2 separate regions of the Homo sapiens genome follow, and region 2 is linked to region 1. The links are chromatin contacts, found by Hi-C or POLR2A ChIA-PET in ENCODE. All regions are on one chromosome and are shown on one strand. The core of a region is the stretch at or near the end of the contact, and the rest is flanking DNA. Distances in the headings are between cores, read along the strand shown.

The links. A loop is a pair of places that touch in the nucleus more often than their neighbours do. ChIA-PET counts read pairs that join two places held with the same protein, here RNA polymerase II (POLR2A). Pooled maps may share reads with other maps.
Region 2: a pooled map shows a loop between it and region 1 (2.4-fold over the local background). The contact joins two enhancer-like sites. A Hi-C loop is called at or near these places in 3 of 168 maps with a recorded cell type or tissue (dorsolateral prefrontal cortex, gastrocnemius medialis and heart left ventricle), 1 of 37 single-sample maps with no recorded cell type and 3 of 50 pooled maps. POLR2A ChIA-PET finds 5 or more read pairs at or near these places in 1 of 52 experiments (AG04449).

Annotation. Positions count from the first base shown.
Region 1 is chr5:82,333,064-82,339,383 of GRCh38, reverse strand. No RefSeq gene overlaps it. Among named protein-coding and RNA genes, the nearest start is that of RPS23, 58 kb to the right of the region's middle. Within about 2 kb of position 3,368, at least 4 of the 41 ENCODE cell types and tissues checked have a DNase peak (open chromatin) inside an H3K27ac peak, as active enhancers do.
Region 2 is chr5:82,637,635-82,643,954 of GRCh38, reverse strand. No RefSeq gene overlaps it. Among named protein-coding and RNA genes, the nearest start is that of MIR3977, 200 kb to the left of the region's middle. Within about 2 kb of position 2,479, at least 5 of the 41 ENCODE cell types and tissues checked have a DNase peak (open chromatin) inside an H3K27ac peak, as active enhancers do.

The sequences.
Region 1 (6,320 bases), core at 2,119-4,618:
AGTTGGGACTACACGTATGCACCAATGCACCTGGCTAATTTTTAAATTTTTATAAACCATTCTAAACATGTTGATGGTCAGTGAAGACAAGAAGCCATCAAAACTGGCCTCTGTGTGTTTCCTTCATGACAGATACTGCTTGTTGTGACTGGCATAAGCGCTCCACTCCCCAGAGCACACATGTAGCCATGGTGACCCCAGACAGTCAGGCATGCCACAGGAAGCTGGACAGATTTCCCTGGAAAAACAACTGTGCCTTGTCTTTGCCACAGTTGGATTTGCTGCTCCTCAAGAAAGCCCCGATAACAACACCTTGGAAATCTGCAGGACACCACCCAGCTCTGCATCTGCTGGGAAATGTTTGGCAACATAATCTCCTACCCTGGAATTATCTTCAAGGATTTCACATTCAGAGGCTTCAAAACCTTCCCCAGCCCCTGGGAAAGTGCTGACAACAGCAAAGGAAGGAACAGAGCCTGCAAGGTCATATCGAGGCATGTGAACCAGACAGGCTTGCAGGGCTTGGCTCTACAGAGGTTTGCCTGGGCTTATAAGAAACCATATGGCAGACATATACAGATTTTCATGGAGATAGAAAGATTCGCAAAAATCATCTTTTTCATGACATGATCAAGAACGGGAAAAGCTCATGGGAATTGAGCAAACTTGCAGAATATACAGGAGGATTTTTTTTTTTTTTTTTGAGACAGGGTCTCACTCTGTCACTCAGGCTAGAATGCAGTGGTACGATCATGGCTCACTGCAGCCTCGACCTCCCAGGCTCGAGCAATCCTCTCACCTCAGCCTCTCAAGTATATGGGACTCCAGGCATGCACCACCAGACCTGACTAATTTTTTTAAAAAATTATTTGTAGAAATGGGGTCTCACTATGATGCCCAGGCTGGTCTCTAACTCCTATGCTCAAGCAATCCTCCCAACTCAACCTCCCAAAGTGCTGGTATTACAGGCATGAGGCACCATGCCTGGCTCATTATCTTAAAGACAATTATTTTTAGCATATTGGCAAGATTATATAAGCCTTTGTCCATTTTGAAAAATGAAATAATAAGTGTCTAATAGGGTAAAAAATATTTTAAAAATAAAATAAGAGGCTATGAACCATATAGACTTGTTAATCCTCCTTTTGATCCAATGGGTCCTAGCATGATGTCATTGGTGAGAGAAACTCAACATTTTGAAAGCTGATTTGTCTAGTCTCCGCCTAGGACAAAAGCTAAGACTGTCTTATTGAAAAAAGGCCAGGCACAGTGGCTCACCCCTGTAATCTCAGCACTTTGGGAAGCCAACGTAGATGGATCACTTGAGCCCAGGAGTTCAAGACCAGCCTAGCCAACATGGCAAAACCCTGTCTCTACTAAAAATACAAAAATTAGCCAGGTGTGGTGACGCATGCCTGTAGTCCCAGTTACTCAGGAGACTGAGGTGGGAGAATAGTTTGAGCCCAGGAGGTGGAAGTTGCAGTGAGCTGAGATCACATCACTGCACTCCAGCCTGAGTGACAGAGTGAGACTCTGTCTCAAAAAAAAAAAAAGAAAGAAAGAATACCAATACATCCTAAGAGCTACCATCAACATTTAAAATCCATAACTTTGTGACATCATAATTTGTGCACACAAGAGAAGGTCTACCAAAAATATGAGTCCAAAAGACTCAGAGCAAAATTATACTGTAGCAAAATAAGTTTTATGTTTGTATAAATCAACAGTAATCCACAGTAGACAACACAGTCATGACATTAGAAAGTAAAGAAACTAAAGTTCCTTTTAGTAAGTACCAATAAGGCTGACACATCCCAAACCCGGAGGAGTTACTGAATCTGTTCATCTAAATGTAAATCTGGGCTAGGTTGTGAAATTCAGTGCCGTGAGGTTTATAGACTATTGAGGAGGAAGAATAGCTTTGAAATTGTCCTATTATTCTCTGGACTGACTGTCCATGACACTTCTCCAACCACATAAAAAGCTTTGAAAATGCAATAAGAAAGAAAAGTCAGTCATTATTACAAATTAAATGTGTCTATTGTCTCATCTTTGGGTCCAGCCTGATTTTTATTTTTACATCTTCTAGAAAAAGTCATTGTAATTATTGCTAATTCCTAGCAGCCTGCCCTATGAATTTCTTATAGTTTGTGTGCACAAAGGAAAGGAAAAAGGAAAGGAAGGGAGGGAGGGAAAGAGGAAGAAATAAAGGACTGGCAACATATGATGCATTTCATGAGTTATAAGTGATTGGACTGCGTATAGGGCTTTATCACTGGACTGTGTGTTTGAAAATCAGAAGTAAGATGAAAAATATAGGGGAAAGCTGAGTAAAGACTTATAAAAGACAAATAAGAATGGTTTATTTCAGGGTATAATTATTCTCATGGAATGAACTGAAATGGAATTTTAGATGGAAGGAGTAGGTAGATCCCAGATAGTTAATATTAATTTTTTTTTTTAGTTTCCACACTGTATTTCAAACCAGTTTTAAACTGCCCACACTATTTGATTTCATGTTTCATCATTTGCTGAGTTTAATCATTTCCATAAAGGAAGCAACAAATGATGGCCAAATGAAAACAGAAACTTCAAGAGCTGGGACATCATTAGTTAGTGAGGAGCCCAGCTTCTTCCCAGGAAGCCTGCTCAGCTATGGGTTCCAGACAGAGTAAGAATCTCTCCTGAACTTACACAACCTTAAGTCAAGAATGAAAAGTGGCTAATAGGAGAGAGACAGATGAAAAAGGATGAGCTCTCACTAACTACTCTGCCAAGGTTTTTACAGGAAGCAGCAATAAGGGTTTCATGTATTTCACACTTTTCTCTAGTATGGATTTTACCAAATTTCAGTAAAGACACATGGCAATATTTCTTTCTGGGCATTAACTTAAACCTATTTTTCAATTCTTATTTTTAGACATCAATTCCTGTGGTTGGCATTACAGAAGTGTTTCTGGAACGTGGCCATGTTGCCAATGATTTTTAATGGATGCCAAAGAAGAAAAAGCATTCTAGCTTGGAAGAAATACTTTAGGCCGGAGAAGAAAGCGCAAGGCAGTCTAAATGCAAACCATTTATGTTAAACAAATGCAGCCATGCTGAAACAATAGAGTCAGTGCCTTAGTCAAAGAATACTGTGACATGCTTATGGATATGGAGACTTGTATAAGAAATATAAAAATGATCTTTTTTGGTACTGGGGAAAATTAGGATATTTGCCTCAAATATTATGCTGTGGGTTGAGACCCATTCCTAGAAAAGTTAGAAAGCTTTTTTTCCTTGCCAATCTAAAACAGACACACGAATAAGAATAGCTGGGGTGAGCAGGCCTTGGACATTTAGGCACGTGGGCATGGCATGAGTCATGGGAACATGACAAAAGGAAATCCAAAGACCTGGGGTCTTGTCCCAGATCTGTCATTTGCTAAATATGAACCATGAGTCAGTACTCATCTAAGCTTCTATTTCTCATTAATAAGAATGGGATGATTTTTATACTTGCCCACTCAGGGTCCTTAAGAAAGGGGTTCTAGGCCGGGTGCGGTGGCTCACGCCTGTAATCCCAGCAATTTAGGGGGCTGAGACGGACGGATCACCTGAGGTCAGGAGTTTAAGACCAGCCTGGCCAACACAGGGAAACCTCGTCTCTACTAAAAATACAAAAATCAGCTGGGCATGGTGGATCATGCCTATAATCCCAGCTACTTGAGAGGCTGAGGCAGGAGAATCACTTGAATGCGGGAGACGGAGGTTCCAGTGAGCCGAGATCCTGCCACTGCACTCCAGCCTGGGCAACAGAGCAAGACGCTGTCTCAAAAAAAAAGAAAAAAGAAAGAAAAGGAGATCCAGTACCATATCAATGGCAAACCAGTAATATATTTTGGGACTAATAATAAGCCCTCATAAATTGAACCTCTTAAGAAATAAACATGTCTTTCTGGCTTAAAGAAGCAAAACAGAGCTTCGGCTTTCCAGCAACTTTTAGTAGAACAAGTGGGAGAGATGTCAGACAGTACTAACATTTAAGAACTGCAAAATATTAAGAATGAATGTTTAATGTGAGTGTTGGTCAGAGTTAATGTCAATCTTTTTGGTGCCCAAGGCACTGACAGTCAGTTCAGCATCTAGTCATGCCTAAAGGCACTTTGAGTCTAATGCAGCCTCACTCGATACCACCTTATAGGTGATGTGGAAAGTCTAACAAGGCTCAGTCTGGATTTTTCTCAGGCTCCATCCTCCTCAGTCTCACTTTGACAAAGCTCTTGAAAAAAGTTCAGCTTATCTGACTCCAACAGGGTGTTGAGTTTCTTGTGTCAGAGCTCTCGAAATAAGGAACTATTCTTAGCTGGGTTTACTTGGGAAATATTTAGCTGTGGTTGTTAGCTATTCTAGGAATGAGACTGGCTTTGGATGGAATCAGGTTGGCGTCTCCACTAGAAGAATGTCTGTTCGTTGAGGAAGAGAGCATGGGGATTGTAACTTCAGTTTGAATGTTTTAAACTATCTTGTGGGTAAATAGAAGTTCCTGCAACCCAGTTCCTCAGCATAACTCATCCATGGCTCTGTGCTTACTTACAAAAGGTGAGGCAAACTTGCAGTCAGCATGACCCTAACTACCATGTCGGTTGGTTATGTTTACTATCTTATCCACTAATGAAAGACAAGATTCTTAGGTGCAACGAAAGTCACCGACCTCCTGAAACATACCCTAAACATCTCCAGAAGCAGTTTACCATAATTCCTGGCACTCAATACTGGCATCAGTGCATGGCCTACTCCAGTGTCTTAGAAGTCACAGATAAATAAATCAAATCAGAAAACCAGAGGGAGAGCCTTTAAGAAGCGGGAGATAACCTTAGAGCTCAGTTGGCATCCGAAGGCAGGAAAATATGTAGGCAAACTGCCTAATTGACAAGTTGTAAACCAGGATTACGATGCTGTAATACAACTGAATGGCTCATAGATTCATGGAATGTCAGAATTCCAAGGCAATTGGAGATGTGATGTTCAATAAGAGTGAGTGATTATCCCACCAGACCCTGAGGCAAGACCTGCATTTGAATTTCCTCACCAACGTGTCTCAGCACCTACCAGAGTATCTGGCACATAGTAGGTGCTCAAGGTGCATTTGTTAAATACATGACAAATAAATGAGTAAATAAATTAATTTAACAGCACTTCTTCCAGATGTCTGTTTTAAGGATGACAAATGCTCTATAGCATTAATAACAGACACTGCATGCTTGCTTTGTCTCACAGCATTTGAAGTCTTAGATACCATAAAACTAATTTAAATGGTTTGTCTATTTTCTCACACTTCTAATATCAAATTTTTAGTGTTCCTAAGCCCCCAAAAATGCTGAGATTGTGAAATCAGCTCCAGCAAGAAGTTATTAAAAAAATATATAACAACAGAGCTATGGGAATCTGCATGAATTTATAGGCACAAAGCCTGAAGTCAAGAGTATGCATGATATGTTAACCAAATGTATGAATATTAATACAATACATAATTAATTTAATATGTGCACTAATATTTAGATGCTATTATGCTACACAGGCATTTGATAATTCCTGACAACATAATTGATATCACCTTGACATTAATAAGAGGACGTTAAGCTTATAAAAAATTGTGAGTTGGTCAATGTTTATGTACTGTTCATTTCTTTAAATTTGTTATAAAAGCAAAGATGTCCTATAGGAAAAATAAGAATTATGAGGTGATTAAAAACAGAAATTGGGCATTTTTATATCTGTAAGTGAAATATATATCTCTATTTCAAAATCCAGGTTTTGACTTCATGTTCACTAAAGAAAAAAGAGGGGAATTTTAGCAATTATCCAGATATTTCAAAAGGGGAAAGATATTTTCACTTATTCCACCAGAAATTCCATACAAAACAAAGGGCTGGCATGTTCCACATGATCTGGGCAAAGCCCATTTTCTTCTAAAAATTTGGTAGTTACATGTAATGAGTAATTTTTGTTCCACGGGAAAACTTAGTTTTATTGTGATTCACTGGTCAGCTATGGAGAACATTTATTATAAAATGGGTTATATTTTATTATATTACTCATTGAAAATAAAAGAATATACAAAATAAATATGTTGATCTAGAGAGAAGAAAAAGCATTGTTTATTCACCAAAATATTAAATAATAAACATATATCTTTCACTCTAAATACAAACGAATCTGACTAGATACAAAATGCCTATTCTACTCATGGTAACTGTCACATGGACTTTGAGAAATTAAACATCCACATGATGGGAGATAAGGCTGGCTTCATCCTGTTCTAAATCAAGTACTAG
Region 2 (6,320 bases), core at 1,230-3,729, 310 kb before region 1:
GAGCCAAGATCGCACCACTGTACTCCAGCCTGGGCAACAAAGGGAGACTCCATCTCAAAAAAAAAAAAAAAATCTTGCATATGCGTCTTTATTACATGCTATACATTATATAATTGTTAAACACAGTTATAGAGCCCTGTACACTTTAGTTCAATGGTGATTTAAGGTTTTCAAGGGTGATTTTGGTTGTATGTGATTTTTGCCTTACATGGTAAATTTAGATCTTGTCCCTAAGTAAGATGTGACTCCAGTGAACTCTCACAGGATGAAGAAATAATTTACATGAATTAGTGAGTTAACATTATTGTCTTGATGGCTAGTCTATAGTCATAATATCAAGAGCGTAAATAAATCTGTCCAAGTCAGCTTTCCTTCCCTTTCTCCTTTCTGGGCTCTTTGTCCCTTTTTATCACTCTGCTATCAGAGTGGCTAAAGTGCCCTGATGTCCCTGGTCACCAAATGAAAACATCCAATAACCTTAATGTGCTATATGTCTCAGGTTGTTTTATTTGGGGGCGAGGCAATGCTGTCTGGAAAAAGTAACAAACAAAAGGAAATCTCTGACAAATCTGAATCATTAACGGGGCTGACAAATCTGAATCATTAACGGGGAAGAAGTCTTTGAGCAGGGAGCATTCTGGAGTTCTGTGATTATTAATTATACTGACATACTTATTCCATTTATTTCTTGCCCACTTTAACCCCTGCCACCACTGACTTCAAGTTGCATTTATTTTAATGTGCCAAGCCTACTACAGGTGCACTATGTATATTTTAACACAGGACAAATTTGGCAAGGGAAATTTTTACATTGTATGTCAGAATATTCATCTTTTGGAGATTTGGCAGTTGCTGTAGCTATCGTTGCTTAGACTTTGAAATAAATGTAAAATGTAGTCAAAAGAGCCTAGGACTAAGAGTTGAAAGAAGTAATACAAATTGCTTGTTACTCAAGTTGCAAAATCTTTCTATGCTTCATTTTCATAAAAGACATGAAGACCATTCAGTGTCTTAATAATTACTTATGCATAATAACCCCTTGTGATAACGTTAATGAAAATTTGCCCTACCTAGCTTGTAGTGAGGACAAAGAGATAATGTTTATGAAAGTGATTTATAATCTGTAAGCACAAAGTAAACACAAACAAGATATTAACTGTGATGGCTAATTTAATGTGTCAACTTGACTAGGCCATTACGTGCCCAGATAATTGGTCAAACACTGTTCTGGTTGTGTCTGTGGGATGCTTCTGTATGAAACTAACATTTGAATTGGTAGACTGAGTAAAGTAGATTGCCCTACCCAATATGGGTGGGCCTCACCCAATCCTTTGAGTAAGGGAGAATTTGCATGCTCTCTCTGCCTAACTGTCTTTGAACTAGGATACGGATCTTCTATTGCGTTTAAACTAATTCAGACTGGAACTTGCACCACCAGTTCTCCTGGTTCTCAGGCCTCTGAACTCAGACTGGAATTATACCATTGACTCTCTGGGTCTCCAGCTTGCTGACTACTACTATCTTGGGACTTCTCAGTCTCCATAATCACATCAGCCAATTCTTTAAAATGAATGAATAAATAAATAAATATACTATTGGTTTTATCGCTGAAGAATCTTGATTAATACACTAGCTATGAAAAATATTTATTTCTTACACCCGTGAGTTGGATAATTTAAAAGAATGACTAGTGGGCAGTTGTGTCAATCAACCAGTTTCATGACAACATCTATGCCCAATGACAATCCTGAAAATTCCATACCCCTCTCCTCCACCACATCCTAAAATCACTAAAAGGACTAAAGATTCCAAGGTGGTATAGGACAATCCCAGCTAGAGCAATGCTGAATTTATTTCCAGGATAACCCATTTCCACACAGCTTGTCCTCTTGACCCTTAGACTGCTTCACAGTCACACAAAAGAAAAGAAAATGAGATTTCATAGTTTTAAAAATGAGAAATTACAAAGCACCATACTAAGCAAAAATTGCCATTATGGATCTAATTTATCTCACTGTGACAATGTCTTATAGATTTCATGTTCCTCTGGAGAAGGTTTCTGTGTGTTCCTGGTCATTATCACACTCTCACAGTGATGCTTGTCTTTGCAATAACATAGCTGTAATAATCGTACACCCTCCACTATTTTCACAGGCTTTTTGTTTTGTTTTCCTTAAACCTTCTCTAAATTAAGTATTTAAGATATTAAATGCCCTCAGTACAAAGTTAAATAAGGAGAAACCATCTGAGGCACAATCCTCATCAACGATAATGAAACAGTGTCACAGTTTTATTCACTTGTAGGATTCTATTTCTGTAATGCTTCATGTCAGACACAATGGATTAGACTCTCATTGGAAGGGAATAAAAAGGTCTAGGTTAGTCTGCCCTCTAGTGTAGCTCACTGGTTCCTAAAATAAACTGGTGAAACGTGTCCTGGAAGCTGATTGTGCAATTCTGTCAGAATGGCAAGTTGCCATCATTGCCAGCACCAGATTTTCACATCTCCCTCCTCTATGGGAGCTGCAGACTTTTCTAGCATCTAATGTTAGCTATATGACCTAATGAAAAGAAATTCATATGAAACACACCCTCCCGAACCTATGCTTGATTGAAGTCAGTGTTACATGGCAATCCTTGACCATGGTTTTTGTCAATTGTTCCTATTTCAGGAGAACACGGATACAAATTAATAAAAGGGCATGTTTTTGATTCAGAAATAAGGGTTTTAGAAAGAACTTCTGAAATAGAGCGATTTAGTCTAAGAACTGTTACTGGCATGGGCTAATCTCTTTGAGACAGTCTGGTCTATTCATATAGTAAAGCACCCTCCTCCTTGGCTGGCCCTTCTGATGGAGAGTTTGCTGCAGCATGGATCTGATGTTGGACTCCAGGGGCATTGTGAGCAAGGAAGAAACATCTCTGCATTCCCTGTTTTACACCTTCCCTTGAATTCTGATTTACAGTTAAAAACTAACGTGCCTTGGGGGATAGTTTTTGATAACTCTGCAGTTTATATTCAACTTCATAAACACCTTTTGTGTTTTATAAGAGTCTAAATTTTGCAAGTGATATGTTTGTGTAGGTCTGAAAGCATTCCTGTTAGAGATCAGTTCCAAAGCATTTCAGACAAATAAATACAATGTAAAATTATCTTCTTAAAATTTATTTTCAAGGCCCTGTGATATGTTTACCTGGAAAACTCAAATGTTTCACTTGATCCCAATCTGATCTATATTTCCCTGCTGGTTTCCACGCCCCCTTGGTCCATGCCCCAAAGCAATTTGGCTAAGTGATGATAGTCTTTTGTTTCTAGGCACCTCCTAACCACTACCAATTTCAGAAAATATCAGGTCCTGACCTTTACAAAAAAAAAAAAAAAGTTTTTGTAATTATAGATTATGTGCAAATTATATATATTTATATGCAAATACACACATAATAAGTCTGCAAAACATAAAAATGTCCTCTATTTAAATTTCTGTTGTTAAAGCAGCGGTTCAGTAGGGCTCAGTGTGATGACCCATGGAGCACACCAGCCCCCAAGAGCACCATCACAGACTTACCTGATTGATTGTTGGCATAAGGCCGTCCTTAAACCATCAAGTTGCGTTTCTTCACAGTTGAAGTATAAATACAACTTTGATCTATTTTCTAATTGTCCTTTCCTGACAGCAATATAACCACAACACATACACAGGCTTTTAGGCTCTAACAATACTCATTAAGCGAGTGAAAAGGAATTTAAAGGGAGAGGCAATATGAAGGAGCAGACAGCACTAGGAGTCAACAGACCTAGATGCTAATTGTGGGCCTGTTTCCAGCTAAGCTGTTAACTTGAGCAAGTCACTTTACTATTCTGGAGACATCTTTTCCTCATCTGTGATGGGGTGGGCTAGACCTAGATTAAATCAGAAGTATCTGAACTTTCATCTGCAGACTTCCTGTTCTAATCATATGGCCTTTATGGCCACATCTGTGTTTCAGTGTCTTTGAGACTCAAAATATAACAGATCTCAGACAGATTTGCCAATCCAGGGACAGTGTTACTCAAATACCATGTTCTCACTGACTCTAGTTCCCAGTCTAATCCACATCCGTGGCATGTTTGCCATTTACTGCACTGATTTTCCAGCTTGTTTTCTTTGCTCAAGTCTCTGAAAGACATTATGAGCTTAATCATTGTCATAAAGAGAAAATGAAAGATTGCAGGCTTTCTGATTAGCATTTAGCATATTTTTTTCATAGAATTTCAAGAGCACATAAAACTCACTTGTTTCCTATCAGCATTTCCCCTTGCCCCTTTAGTTTGCTGACATGTGATTTTCAAGTCAGTTTTGGAAATCTGAAACCTGTTAGAGATTGCAGATGCCAAGATCTGCATGACTGCTGTAGTTTTGGCAAGGTCTGCTCTTTAAAGACAACAAAGGCAATAAATAGAAATCTTGCTTTCCTCTGACTCTATTCTTTTTCAAAAGAAAAAATGTCTTTGTGAATGCATGGCGTTTAACAAGATTTCTAGACCTTCTTGCTTTAGACCTTTTTTGTTCTTAGTTTTTATTCAATGTAGCATTTGGGCTTTTCATCTTGCAAACCATAAGCTTATTTCTGTTATCAGCTTCCACTAAGAGCACAGTCTTGTCTGTGTTCTCTTTAATGTCTGTGATTCTCTTTAATAAAACTAATCATCTAAGTGCCAATGGTTGGAAGCAATAAAAATATGTTTCTGCCAATATGAACAATTATTTGACTAATTTGAACCCTAACCCTGGCCAAGTCCCTTCATCTTCATGTCACTTAAGTCAGCTTGTAAAGAGGCAAAAAAAAAAAAAAACTGCAAAAGAGATACAGCTAAATAAGCATGTAGATGAAAAGAAGGAGACATCTGACTTAGGGCTTGGGAAAATGGAGGCATTTGAGGCCTTCAAGATTGGGTATAATTGTAATGGAGAGAAATGGGAGAGACAGAAGTGGGGCAGGAATATTAAAAGCAAATGTGTAAAGATGAGAAGGAGAAAGACATGTTGAAGAACAGCCAGAGGTTCAGTTTCGTTACAGACTTACTGTGTGGTAACATTACATACTGAGAGACGGAGTAGGAAAGGTGGTTTGTAGTTAGATTGCAGAGGATGAATGAATGGTCTGTACTTCACCAGAGAACAATGGAGAGTCAGTGGAAGTTTAAAGTATAGAAGTAACTCCAAAACATCCAGAGCAATTAGGCAGATGTGTTTAAGGAAGATTATAAGGGGAAGAAAGGATAACATCCAGCCAGTTAGAAAAAGTATTGCAATGGGATAAGGGAAAGGTAATAAGGCAGAGAGAGTGAAAATTTAAAAATAGAAATATGGGACTAGAGCCACTCCTAAGATGCATGGGGTCACAGGCAGTTTTTTTTTTTTTTTTTTTTTTTTTGCAAGGCCCTTCTCTATGTAAACTACCGATCTTTAAAAACTGTTTTACAAAATTTATAGACCTACGTGAAATATAGCCATGTATTGAAGAGGTACATATACATTTGTTAATTGTCTAGTCAATGCATATAGAGATTGTAGTGTTCAGGAAACATTTCTTCATGTTCTTTATTGTCATAGACATTGTTCCTACCTAATTTCTTACCTCCCACTATAATGAAAAGGAGGCAAATTGTTAATACAAAGCCAGAGCTCTTCAAAATCTTTTTTCTATATATTTTTTTTTTTTGAGACAGTCTCGCTCTGTCGCCCAGGCTGGAGGGCAGTGGTGTGATCTTGGCTCACTGCAACCTCTGCCTCCCGGGTTCAAGCAATTCTCCTGCCTCAGCCTCCTGAGTAGCTGGGATTACAGGCATGTGCCACCACGCTTGGCTAATTTTTGTATTTTTAGTAGGGATGGGGTTTCACCATGTTGGTCAGGATTGTCTCGAACTCCTGACTTCATGATCTGCCCACCTCAGTCTCCCAAAGTGCTAGGATTACAGGCGTGAGCCACTGTGCCCAGACAGAATCTATTTATATTGAAACAATATTGCCCTTCTTGCTACTGGTTTCCTAGCACCATTTATTTAATGCTGTTAGATCATTATTTAAGATGCTGTACCATCCATTGTGCTTCCTGAGAATAATGGATTCCAATGATAATCTCAAATATTGTTACTGTTCTTTGTTAATGGTGCAAATTTCAGTTAGTTTGTGGGAAAATGTTAGCAATAAGTCGTGTCCTGGTCATTTTAAATTACCATTTGGATTTTATACTATAAATGTAGAACAATTTGTCCTTCAACCATACTTTTCTCTTGAATTCTTTATAATAATTTTATTCTTGGAATGTGATTTCTTTCA